Regions from separate parts of the Mus musculus genome. Here region 1 is linked to region 2. A link is a loop called in an ENCODE intact Hi-C map of the cell type or tissue named here. Cell type or tissue: heart. All regions are shown on one strand. Links, peaks and the distances in the headings refer to the core of each region. The heading gives the core; the rest is flanking DNA. Region 1 overlaps Prkce (protein kinase C, epsilon). Region 2 overlaps Epas1 (endothelial PAS domain protein 1).

Region 1 (5,377 bases), core at 101-5,100, 200 kb after region 2:
TCTAGTGGAAGTAACACTGATCATGATCCAGTCATGGATCTGAGCTGGCCCCTCATTCACGCAAACAACAGGACATATAGATCGGTCTGGAGTATTTGTTTCGTTATCGGGAGACAGGAATCCTGGCTGTACTAATGCAGGTAATGTCTGGCACCATCAAACCTTGAAAGCAGATGGGAACGTGAGGGTCAGAGGGGGCAACTCGTCTGAGGCCTCACGGATGGTGACTGATCACCTTTACGGAGACTTCGCGAAAGATGAGCTGGATTTCCTGTGTGACACAGAGAAAATTCCACTGGGCTGGGAAAAGCAGGCTGTGGTGAGGAGAGAGCCACAGGGCCTGGGGTCAGAGCCACTGACAGGGACAGACTTCTTTAGAGGCAGGATGGCATATCCAAGGCTCCCCTGGGGCAGGAGTGCAGACCTCTTCCAGAAAAAACAAAGGATGTCAAGAAAGGAAATTCCCAAACCCTGTACTTAAAAACCCATCTGATGAGAAAAACAAAATAAAATCTAGCAGTTAGTTTGGGGTGAGGGGGAGGAGCCTGACTTCTAAAATAAATATGTTTGTTTCTTTAGTGAGGTGGGAGAGTAGGGAGAGGCCCCCAAAATAAGCTTGCTGTGAGGGAGCCAGAGACTGGTACAATACTGAAAGTTATCGTATGGATCTCTTAGTATCAGTCTTGATGAGAGGAGAGAAGGTCATATTATATGTAGCTTTAACAAAAGGACTCCTCAGCCAGGTATGGTGGCACACACCTTGATCCTGGCACTTGGGAGCCAGAGGCAGGCAGATATCTATGAGTTTGTGGCTAGCCCGGTCTACATAGTGAATTCCATGCCAATCAGGGCTTCGTAGTGAGACCCTGTCTCAAAAAAATACAGAAATCGTATGGTGTTTTTAAAGATGTTTGATTCTGTTAGCCAGGCAATAGCTGGCCTTTAAGGAGGCACGCTTTTAATTCTAGCACTTGGTACTTGGTAAACAAAGCCAGGCAAACCTCTGAGTTCAAGGCTAGCCTGGTCTACAGAATGAGTTCCAGGACAGTGAGGGTTACACAGAGAAACCCTGTCTAGAGAAAACCCAGAGAAGTGGTAGGAGGGAAATGTGTGTGTGTGTGTGTGTGTGTGTGTGTGTGTGTGTGTGTGCAAAGCTGTGTAGGTTTCTCCCTGTGAGTGTAGTGTCTTCAGAGCCAAACAGGGCATTGACTCCTCTAGAGTTGGAGTCACCGTTGGTTGTTAGCCACTTGGCATGAGTAGTGAGTCGCTGAACTCAGGTCCTCTGCGAGAGCTCTGTCTCCCTGGGCGCTCTCTCCAGCTTCACGCGCTGGTTTTACATTTTGTGATTCCTTCTCTTTTGTGGTGCTAGGGGTGGGACCTAGGATCATTGGCAGGCCGCTATGTTCTCTGCCTGTGAGTGACAGCTACAGGGAAATGCTTTTCATGTGACAAAAACTAACTGTAGAGAGTACTAGTAACATCCAGGATGATTTGAAGTTAGACTTTTGTGATTTGCCCCTTCTAGCCCCAGTGGTTATATGAGTATCCAACACCTGTATGGTAGTTTATGAACAGAAGTTATCAGTTCGCCATACTCTGAGGCAAGATGCTGAGTGGGCCCTGACTTCTGTTACTGATTATTAAGTATGAACTGAGACTTTCTGGGTGTGACTCCTAACACTGCTGCTTCCTAGCTGGGTGGGCGAACAGCCCAAAGGATCTTTGTGGATTCATTACCTTATGTGTTAATTGGTGTTTGTTGCTGAGACTGGAGGGTGGTCTGAGAAAGCTCTTTCTCAGGCGTCTTTAAATAACCGAAATTGAAAAATATGCATCCCAGCTAAGGGAAGGTAAGTAGCTGTGATTGCATAGCGATTCTTATTTTTCAAAGAAAGTATTCATTACACCCAATTTTGCATAAGTCACCAAGGTGAGGGGGGGTGTTTCTCATCTAACCCAGTGGGGAAAAAAATCCCATCAAGCTCCAGGGTCTTTCCGTCTCTGCCTCTGCTGGAAAGAGGGTAAAAGTGCGGTGGGGTGGTCCTGGGCACGAGTGCTGTGGGTTTAAGAGCTGGGACTGACAAGAGCAAATATCTCAGACTATGATCATCTTTATGAGAGTCCACCACATGGTGCCACACAGGGATCTCTCGGGGCTCTTGGAGGGGATGGGTGTTAGGTCAAAGCTGAGGAATGAGCCAGGCTCAGAAGTGCGGCTACTCAGTGGAGCCCGAGTTCCTCTTCACAATGCCCCGAGGTTGTCACATTTTCCATTTGGGACACAGTTCTAATCTGGTGGCAGCTTCCCCTAAGAGTAAAAGCCAGACCATATTCCTTCTATAAACCACATGGTACTTAGAACATGGCTAGTACCTGAGACTTAATAGATAAGAAGAAAAAATGGGGCAATGTTTGTGCTTGTCTTGAAACCCTGAAAGAGAAGAGCTGAATGTCCCCGTGTTTTTAAACCAGGAGCTTCGTTTGAACGCTCCACTCTCCTGGAATGCCTGTTCCACAGAGCTACGGCTTTCACGCCATATAAATGACAGGAAATTCTTGCAGTTACTCGAGAGAAGAGATCAGAAAACTGACTTCAGGGATGCCAGAATTTGGATCATCAGAGAACAGGCTCTTGGGGCAGGTGGTATGGAGGCTGCTTATTGGGGGCTGATTGGTTAATCAGAGAGGAATACAAGAGCTCCTTGCACATGCTTTCAGACACCTCCATGTTTCACAATAATAATAACAATGTTTCAGGAGAAAGGCAGTCTTTCTCAGTAGAGTCAAACTGGCCTCTGGTTAAACGCCCTGGGCTATTGTAACAAACACTAATGACAGGCTGGTATCATCTGCCCGGCATCCTCTGTGGCAAGAACCCAGCCTCTCTTTCAGGAATGTTCAGTCACTCAAAGGCCACATGAGGCCACGCAGGGAGGCAAGTGAGGGGTAGCTGTTATCATCATAAACAAAAGCATACTGAAGTATGAAGCCCGAGTGGAATGATTTAACGATTCATTCTGTGTTAATGGGAGGGAAAAAAAATCTACCTTTTCTCAGACAAATCCAATCATTTAAAATCTAAAGAACTGCCCTGTGGAGGGCATGGGCAGGCGTGTGCACACGAGTGCCAGGGGACAGTGTGTGTACACATGAGTGTCCCTGACTGCAAAGGTTAGAGGTCAGCATTGGGAGGTCTTCAGTCACTCTCTACCTGGTATTTTTGAGACAGACAGGGTCTCTCACTGAATTTAGAAGTCAGCAAGCCTCCGGGATCCTCCTGCCTTAGCAGGTTTATAGGGTTACAGGTTTGCAGCACCACATACCCATTGCTTTACATGGATTATGGGGGTATCAAACTCCCTTCACCAACTCAGCCATCTCTCTAGCTATCACTGTCTCTTAAAAATAAGATTTATATTTTATGTGTTGGAGTGTTTTGCCTACATGTAGGTATGGACACTGAATGTGTACCTGGTGCCCACAGAGCCCAGTAGCAGCTTTGGATCTTGTGGGACCGGAGTTACAGATGGCAGTTAGCTACCACGTGGGGGCTGGGAATCAGATCTGGGTCTTCTGTAAGCTATTTCCCAGCCCCAGTAACTGCCATCTGTCTGTCTGTCTATCTGTTTGTCTGCCTACCTGCCTGCCTGCCTGCCTGCCTGTCTATTTATCTATCTATTTATATTTTGTTTCCTTAAGACAGGGTTTCTTGTATATCCCTGGCTGTCCTGAAACTCGCTCTGTACACCGAGCTGGCCTTGAACTCTGAGATCCACAAAGGCTGGCATTGCCACTGTCCACCCAGCCATAACTGCCTTTAAAGAGATTTCTCCAAATGCTTTTATGTCATGCTCACTGTTAAGTCTTATAAAATCTATTTTTTTTAAACTTATCCCCACCTTGCGACTTGAAGGTTATTGCTTTTGTAGTTATTATTTTGGTCTATTGCCCAGGCTGATCTCAGACTCCCGAGTTCCTCCCACCTTAGTCTTTGCAGCTGGCTGGGACTAGATGTGTGTACTACCACACCCTCAGGGAGGACCACACCCTCCGGGGAGGACTATTATCTGCATTTTTCTAGTTGAGAGAGAAAAAAAGGGGTCTGGGGAGATTTCTTGTTTAACTGATCCCTAACACACTGGTGGCAGAAAACACTTCCATGTGCTTAGCCACGTTGCTATGTTGCCCAAGAAGTCAGTGTGTCCACACTTTGCCCTTTTGAGGGACAGAACCTTGCCACTACCACTGGGTGGTCGCTTCTGACTCATGGAAACACATTTAGAAGATGGGACTGATAATCCAGACACAGGTATTTTCAGTACACAGACTTATCTAGAGAAAGCAGACCTTCAGCTACTATCCCAGCAGCTAAGAACTTAAGGTGTCAAGCAGCGTGCTGGTGTACAGCCAAGACAAATAACCTAGGGGTGTACCTGGGAATCAAGACTTGGAATCACTGAGAATAACGTATCTGATTGCCTGGCTAGCCAGTTGCTTCTTACAAACGCATAGCAAGGCTTATGAATAGATGGTTCAGTGGCTGAGAGCCTATACTTCTTTTGGAGGGGACCCAAGTTGGTTTCTCAGTATCTACAGCAAGTGGTTCCCACCTGCCTGTAACTTCAGTTCCAAAGGGCCTGACTCCATCTTCTAACCTTCTTGGAGATTTGCATTTATATGCAGCTACTCACACATATATGCACAAAACCCAAAGTACAACTTTTTAAAAAGTTCACAGCAAGGAAAGTGCATGCTTAGCTTTTGCTGGGTAATTTCCTGACCCCTGTTGATAGCAAGTGAGTATTTGCATCCCCCAGCATGAGAAGAGGCTCCAAGGCCCATCACAACATTCATAGCTAATATCCCACCCTTTTCCATGTTACCAATCAAGTGCACGTCACCCTGTACTTATTAAAACAGTTACTTGGGGTCAAGTACAGACTAGATCTGAGGACAGAGATGTCAAACAAGTTGTTTCCCTGTGTTTCTCTGACTAAACATGAGGTAAGATGGGACAGCTAGACCAGCTGCATCCTCTAGTCTACAATGTTAGCATACGCAGGCAGCTGGAAGCCACAAGGCTTGAACCCTCAAACCTAACTGTTGTGCACTAAATGCTACCATCTCCTCTTAGGAGCAAATCTTTGTTAGTGCATATTAAAGCTGTGTTTGGCTTGTATTCTTCAATCGTATCCTAAGAACCCAGGGGACTAGGTACTGTGGGGATCCCCTGCCATCTTCATCAATCTACTCCCTGGCCTCACAACTTACCACGTCCCCTCAAAATCAAAACCGGAGACATAGATGTCTTTAGTTGGCTCCTATATCTGTCCTTGGTGTCCTGGCATTGGCCCCACTTTGTGTCTTTCATATGAAT
Region 2 (5,377 bases), core at 154-5,153:
TACAAACCTTGCATGTACTGACAACCACACAGCATGCCTTCCTGTGCACCCTCTGTGGTCTCCCCTTTAATGAAGGTAAGAACAGCAGCCTACACTGACCACAGATGACTCTGCTAGGTTCTCTAGTCCAAGTCCACAGTCTTTATTGTTTCTGTGCCCCCCACTCCCAAGAGAACGTCCAGTTGCTTTGGAACTGAGGGTTAGAGTCTAACCTAGCTCTCTTCATTTTAAAGTCTTCACATGGAAGGAGGCTACCTTCTACAAACTTGCAGCCAGCAGTCCCACACCATGTCCTAGTCCCGTCCCTGCGCTGTCACACTCTCACAGATGCACACTGGTAAGACCCACCCTGTCCCAACACCCCACCTGTCGTCACAGTAGGTGAACTTCATGTCCATGCTGTGGCGGCTCAGGAAAGTCTTGCTGTCCAGGGGGATGTCCATGTGGGATGGGTGCTGGATTGGCTCACACATGATGATAAGGCAGGACAGCAGGGGCTCCTTGGAGCCACAGAGGCTACTGTGAGGGGGGCAGTTGTTGTAGACTCTCACTTGCCCGGTGCAGTGCAGGACCTGGGGTCAAAGCACAGAAGTAAGACAAGGCCGAGACGGCCGAGAAGAGGGAGAGGCCTCAGGCACCTCCTGCTCCTGGCTCTTTCTTGAGACTCCACGAATCCTACCTTCCAGGTGGCCGACTTGAGGTTGACAGTCCGGCCTCTGTTGGTGACCGTGCACTTCATCCTCATGAAGAAGTCACGCTCGGTGGACACGTCTTTGCTCTTCTTCCCAAAACCAGAGCCTGAGTGGGGAAGGGCGTGGGAGCCAGTTAAATTAATCCAAATTACAATGTTTCTGGGCAACTTGTATTTGTGTCTCCTGTGGTTTGTAGTAGAGTGCGTGTAGCCTGCCATGGGCAGAGAGGCCCTCATGGCTTAAATACTAATGGTGTCCCTTTGTTGCTGTGCCTTGAGTCCTGGCTCAATTGTGGTCAGAACTAGAGGACAGAAATATGTCAAGGAAGGTTTTTTACAAAACTTCTAGTGATGGCCAGTCCCACCCAGGGACTATGAGCTAACACCAGGTTGGTGGAGACTCACAGTGGAGGGACTCCTGGGAGAAAGCTGCTCCCCTGCAGAAGTTAGATTTCTTGGAGGATGGCTGAGTAGAAGCTCCTGTGTGACTGCATTCCCAGGAGCAGGAAGGCCTGGAAGGCAGGAGCTGTGCCATGTTTGCTACACACTGTACCTGTTTGTCACCTGAGAGCTGTGAGGCTACACCACAGTTTTAGATGTCTCTCCCCAGTCAGGCCTTGGGTCTCTAGCAGGAAACCTGAGAGTGACCATGGTTGCTCCAAGGACATAAGTCTGTCTAGTTAGAATTATCCTTGGACACTCCTCTCTGCTCTCGCTAGCCTGTCTCTCAGGAATGTGAGCAACCAATATCCTACCTGAATCCTCGAATGACTATGCTTTGGATAATGTACCATTCATCAGTTTCCTCCTAAGGTGACACATGTCAAGGAGGGGAGGGGAGGGGAATGAACACACACACACACTCACACACTCACACATACACACTCACACACACACACACACACACACACACACACACACCCCTTGTTTTTAACTGGAACTGGGTAGACAAGTCTATCTTAACGATGTTCTTGATAAAGATCAATTAGATGACCTTTCATTTAGGATTAAATAAATCACCGAGACAAGGAACATACGGCTTCTTTCCTTTAGTACAAATCTCCAAAGCCTGTCCAGGTTTTCTGCTTCTTGTTATGCAGAACAGAAAACATGAGTCCAACGGTGTCTAAACTGTGGCTACACCGCCATCTTCATCCTTGGCCTCCACAGGCCCAGCATCACAGAGCAATTCAGAACTTTCCAACAAGTAGTCACACTGCTCTAAGAGAAGCTGCCAACCTCTGCACCCACACCTCTAAGGAACATTGATTTGACCGACACAGTCTAAAACAGCTGTGTATCAAAAGAACTGGCATCCTTGAACTGGATTTAAACATCTTCTGCAGAACCCATTAAGTGACAGCTTGAATGTTGTTCTTATAAACTGTCTCTCCCATAATTAGGCTTCTTATAATTTTAGTTATTAGGTGGAGTTTGTATATGATGAGTTATAACTGTACTGAGAGAGCCCCCCCCAGGATTTAGGAATGAGGGAGCTCAATATTCATTTGTGATTAATAGTCTGGGTTGTAATTGTGGGCTCCTAACTTGCTAATCACTGGAGTCTCCCCATTCTGACATCTGATAGTATCACCTCAGCTTAAACATCTTCAACAGCCTTTGACTGTTTGCAGGACCCAGTTTGAGGCTTTCCACTCACCATCAAAGCATTCCACAGCCCGTCTCCCAACCTTTTCTTCTTCCAGGAATCCACACGGACCCCTTGCTTTTAGACCATGAGTCTATGCAGCCTGAAACCTTCAGCAAGGACTTGCTGATTGGCTGAGTCTGCTTGATCTCAAATCCCCATTCATGAATCTAAAGACCTGAGTTTTCCTCAGATAAGTGGAGGACACTCAGCTATGAGTCAGAGAAACCTAAAAGCAAAAAGATCCTAGATTTGGCCTCATCTTTTGCCATCGATTTGAAAAGAAAGACTTTGAACAGCACAGGAGTGAGATTCTTAGTTCAGCTCACAGATGCTCAAACAAAGGTTTTGGTCAGCAGTTGAGTTGAGACAAAGAACCCAGGGAGCAGTGTTCTCTAGAAGAGAAGCAACGAGAGACACCGATTTAGGAAGTGCTTCTGAAAGCCAAGTATGGTGGCGCAGGTCTGTGATCAATAGCCCCTTCACCATCAAGAACCAATCATTCTATGTGTTGGGTGGCTTAGCCTAGGGTTTCTTGGCACCACAGGCAAGACAAATAAACTCATGGTGGTCCCCAGCCTATGTACTCTGGAAGCCAGTTGACCAAGGTCTTTGGATAGGAAGCAGCAATGCAGATGAGAGGCTGGGGCAGCATTGGAAAGGGAGGTGGTTATAATTTTACAAAGCTTTGTAAGTCTGAGTGTGGATTACAGTACTCTGTACCAACAGGAGAGGTGAGCCAACAAAGCCTCCCCTTTTGCAGCACACAAGGCAACGAGAACACGCCTCGCAGGCGTGGCATCACTGCCTTTGCTATTCAGGTTGGATGAGCACACACCCCATAGTAGTGACAGGTGACAGATTTACAAGATGTTGATGTGGGCAGTCTGTCCAGACTGGTGATAGATTCTCAAGTTCAAGAGGATCTCACCAGTCATTGGAAGCCACTGCTGCCTACAGCGATGGCTCCTTTCGTGTGGTTTGGAAAGATTTGCTGAAGTTTGTACCTTTGTGTTTATGGGCATATTTGTGCAGATACCTGCAGAGGTTAGGGGAGGACCCTGGATCTCCCTGAAGCTGGAGTTGTGACCTACCACCAGTCAAAGAACCTGGGAGGTCAACTTAGGTCCTCAGAAGAATAGCCAGTATTCTTAACCACAGAGCCAGCTCTCCAGCACCAAAGTTTTAGTTCTTCTGAAAATCTCCACATTCCCGTCATAGCTGCTCTTCAGTGGTAATCCTAAGGGCCATGCCTCTTGACACGGACCTGAGACACAGGGCAAGCCTGAACCTTTCCCTCGCCAGCCGAATAGGGTTAGAAGTGGTGACATGCCTATTTCAGGGCTAGGGCCTAGGATGGTCTGTAGGCTTCTGCAGCTGCACTTTACAGGGGAGAAGGAAGATGCATGGCCTGAGCTGTCATACAAGATGGTTGCTCTGGAGTCTTCATATGAAGAAGGCTACCGGGAGGCTCCATAGACTGAGAGCTGTGGTCACTGTCCCAGCAGCACACCAGGTGAGCCATCTTAATCACTTCAACCTAGTTTAGCCCCTGATGGCTGCAATCCAGCTGATGTCACATTGAGCTAGAGACCTGCCCACAGAATCCCCAGAAATGTGGGAGATTGCTTAAGCCTGTGTGTTGGGTGGCTTGATACACGACAAAAGGCACCTGTAGCTCCCATAAATAATCAGGCATAGATGAAGCTATTGGTTTGGGTGGTGTCGCTTGGCGGAGATGATTGATCTCAGGTGATGATGAAATGTCCTAGAGATGGCACCCTGACCTCGTAGTGTGACATCAGGCATCATGGATGGGCCATTAGGAGCTATTCTATGTGCTGGGCCTCATCTCAACAGCTGCATACTCACCCAGAAGCTAGTCCAACTGTATCTATGGAACATAATCCATTTGGGCTATTTGTGCAGGCTTTGGGGGTCATGAGAAGAATGCAAACAAAGAAGAACACTTTACCGTTTTTGAGAGTCAGGTTCTCACGGATCTCCTCATGGTCGCAAGGATGAGTGAAGTCAAAGATGCTGTGTCCTGTTAGTTCTACCTGTTTCAAAAGCAAGGCCAGATGCTGTTACTCCTAGTGATGAAGTCATTCGGACTCCAAGAGGAAGCTAGGATAATGTCTGCATTCAGAGACAGGCAGGGGGATGAACTGAGTGGTTATCAATAGTCTCCAGTCAATATTGGGTCTATGGACTTACAGACGTATCAGAGCAATGTTGATGGCAACAAGGGCTTGATTTATACTTTTGCCAAGTTAATCTAGCTAGAAGAGACCTGTCAGGGCAGCCACAAGGAATGTCAAGCCCCATGACATTGGGAAGTCCTAAGGACTGTCATCATCATATGGGAATGCATAAGGAAAAGTCAAGTAAGACTATGCCTAGGACCCCCCGTTAGTGTCTATCCCCAAATAAAGACATGTTTTTCCTACTGAACGAGGCAGAGGGTGTCACCTGAGTAAGTCCCATGAACTTGCTGATGTTTTCCGACAGAAAGATCATGTCACCGTCTTGGGTCACCACAGCAATGAAACCCTCCAAGGCTTTCAGGTACAAGTTATCCATTTGCTGGTCGGCCTCAGCTTCAGATTCATTTTCAGAGCAGACTGGAGAGAGAGGGGAATGAACAACAGGGGCACGAGTGTTAAAACAGACATGACCGAGGGGACAGGCATGGCTCCAGGGCACAGGGAAAGGCACACTACCAACCATCTAACATTTGCCACATGCCTGGTGGAACACCCAGGCCACATTGACAATGACTGTGGGACAGCGTGGTTTCTGTGGTAGCAGAATTTGCTGTACCAATAGGAAGGCTGGGGGTAGAGGCTACAGATAGAATGCTAGACCTCGCAGCAGCAGCAGCAGTTATTTTAGCTGCTAACGTAAGTGGAACATCAACCACAGACAGACCCAGCATTAAACACTCTACATTGGCTTTTCAATAACGCACAAGGCATGTACCATTTGCAGTCTCATTTTATAGTGCAAGACTTCTGAGTCAAGCCATTTTTCCAAAG

What was found. A loop is a pair of places that touch in the nucleus more often than their neighbours do. Peaks named below come from ENCODE experiments on the same cell type or tissue, not always from the same donor. Only the 100,000 strongest peaks of a DNase experiment are listed, where the experiment ranks them.
Region 1: a loop joins it to region 2, with 2.0 times the contacts of the local background. A loop is called at or near these places in 2 of 42 quality-filtered maps.

The regions. Positions count from the first base shown.
Region 1 is chr17:86,609,449-86,614,825 of GRCm38, reverse strand. The region is part of intron 11 of Prkce (protein kinase C, epsilon); the gene reads right to left. Among named protein-coding and RNA genes, the nearest start is that of Gm52297, 57 kb to the left of the region's middle. In heart, for the core only: no CTCF peak of the experiment used is centred there; DNase peaks (open chromatin) are centred at 366 and 2,854.
Region 2 is chr17:86,804,779-86,810,155 of GRCm38, reverse strand. It overlaps Epas1 (endothelial PAS domain protein 1), which reads right to left. Exons shown (of 16, transcript NM_010137.3): 3 at 4,812-4,963; 4 at 4,315-4,399; 5 at 680-798; 6 at 367-572. Among named protein-coding and RNA genes, the nearest start is that of Epas1, 54 kb to the right of the region's middle. In heart, for the core only: no CTCF peak of the experiment used is centred there; no DNase peak of the experiment used is centred there; H3K27me3 peaks cover 150 bases.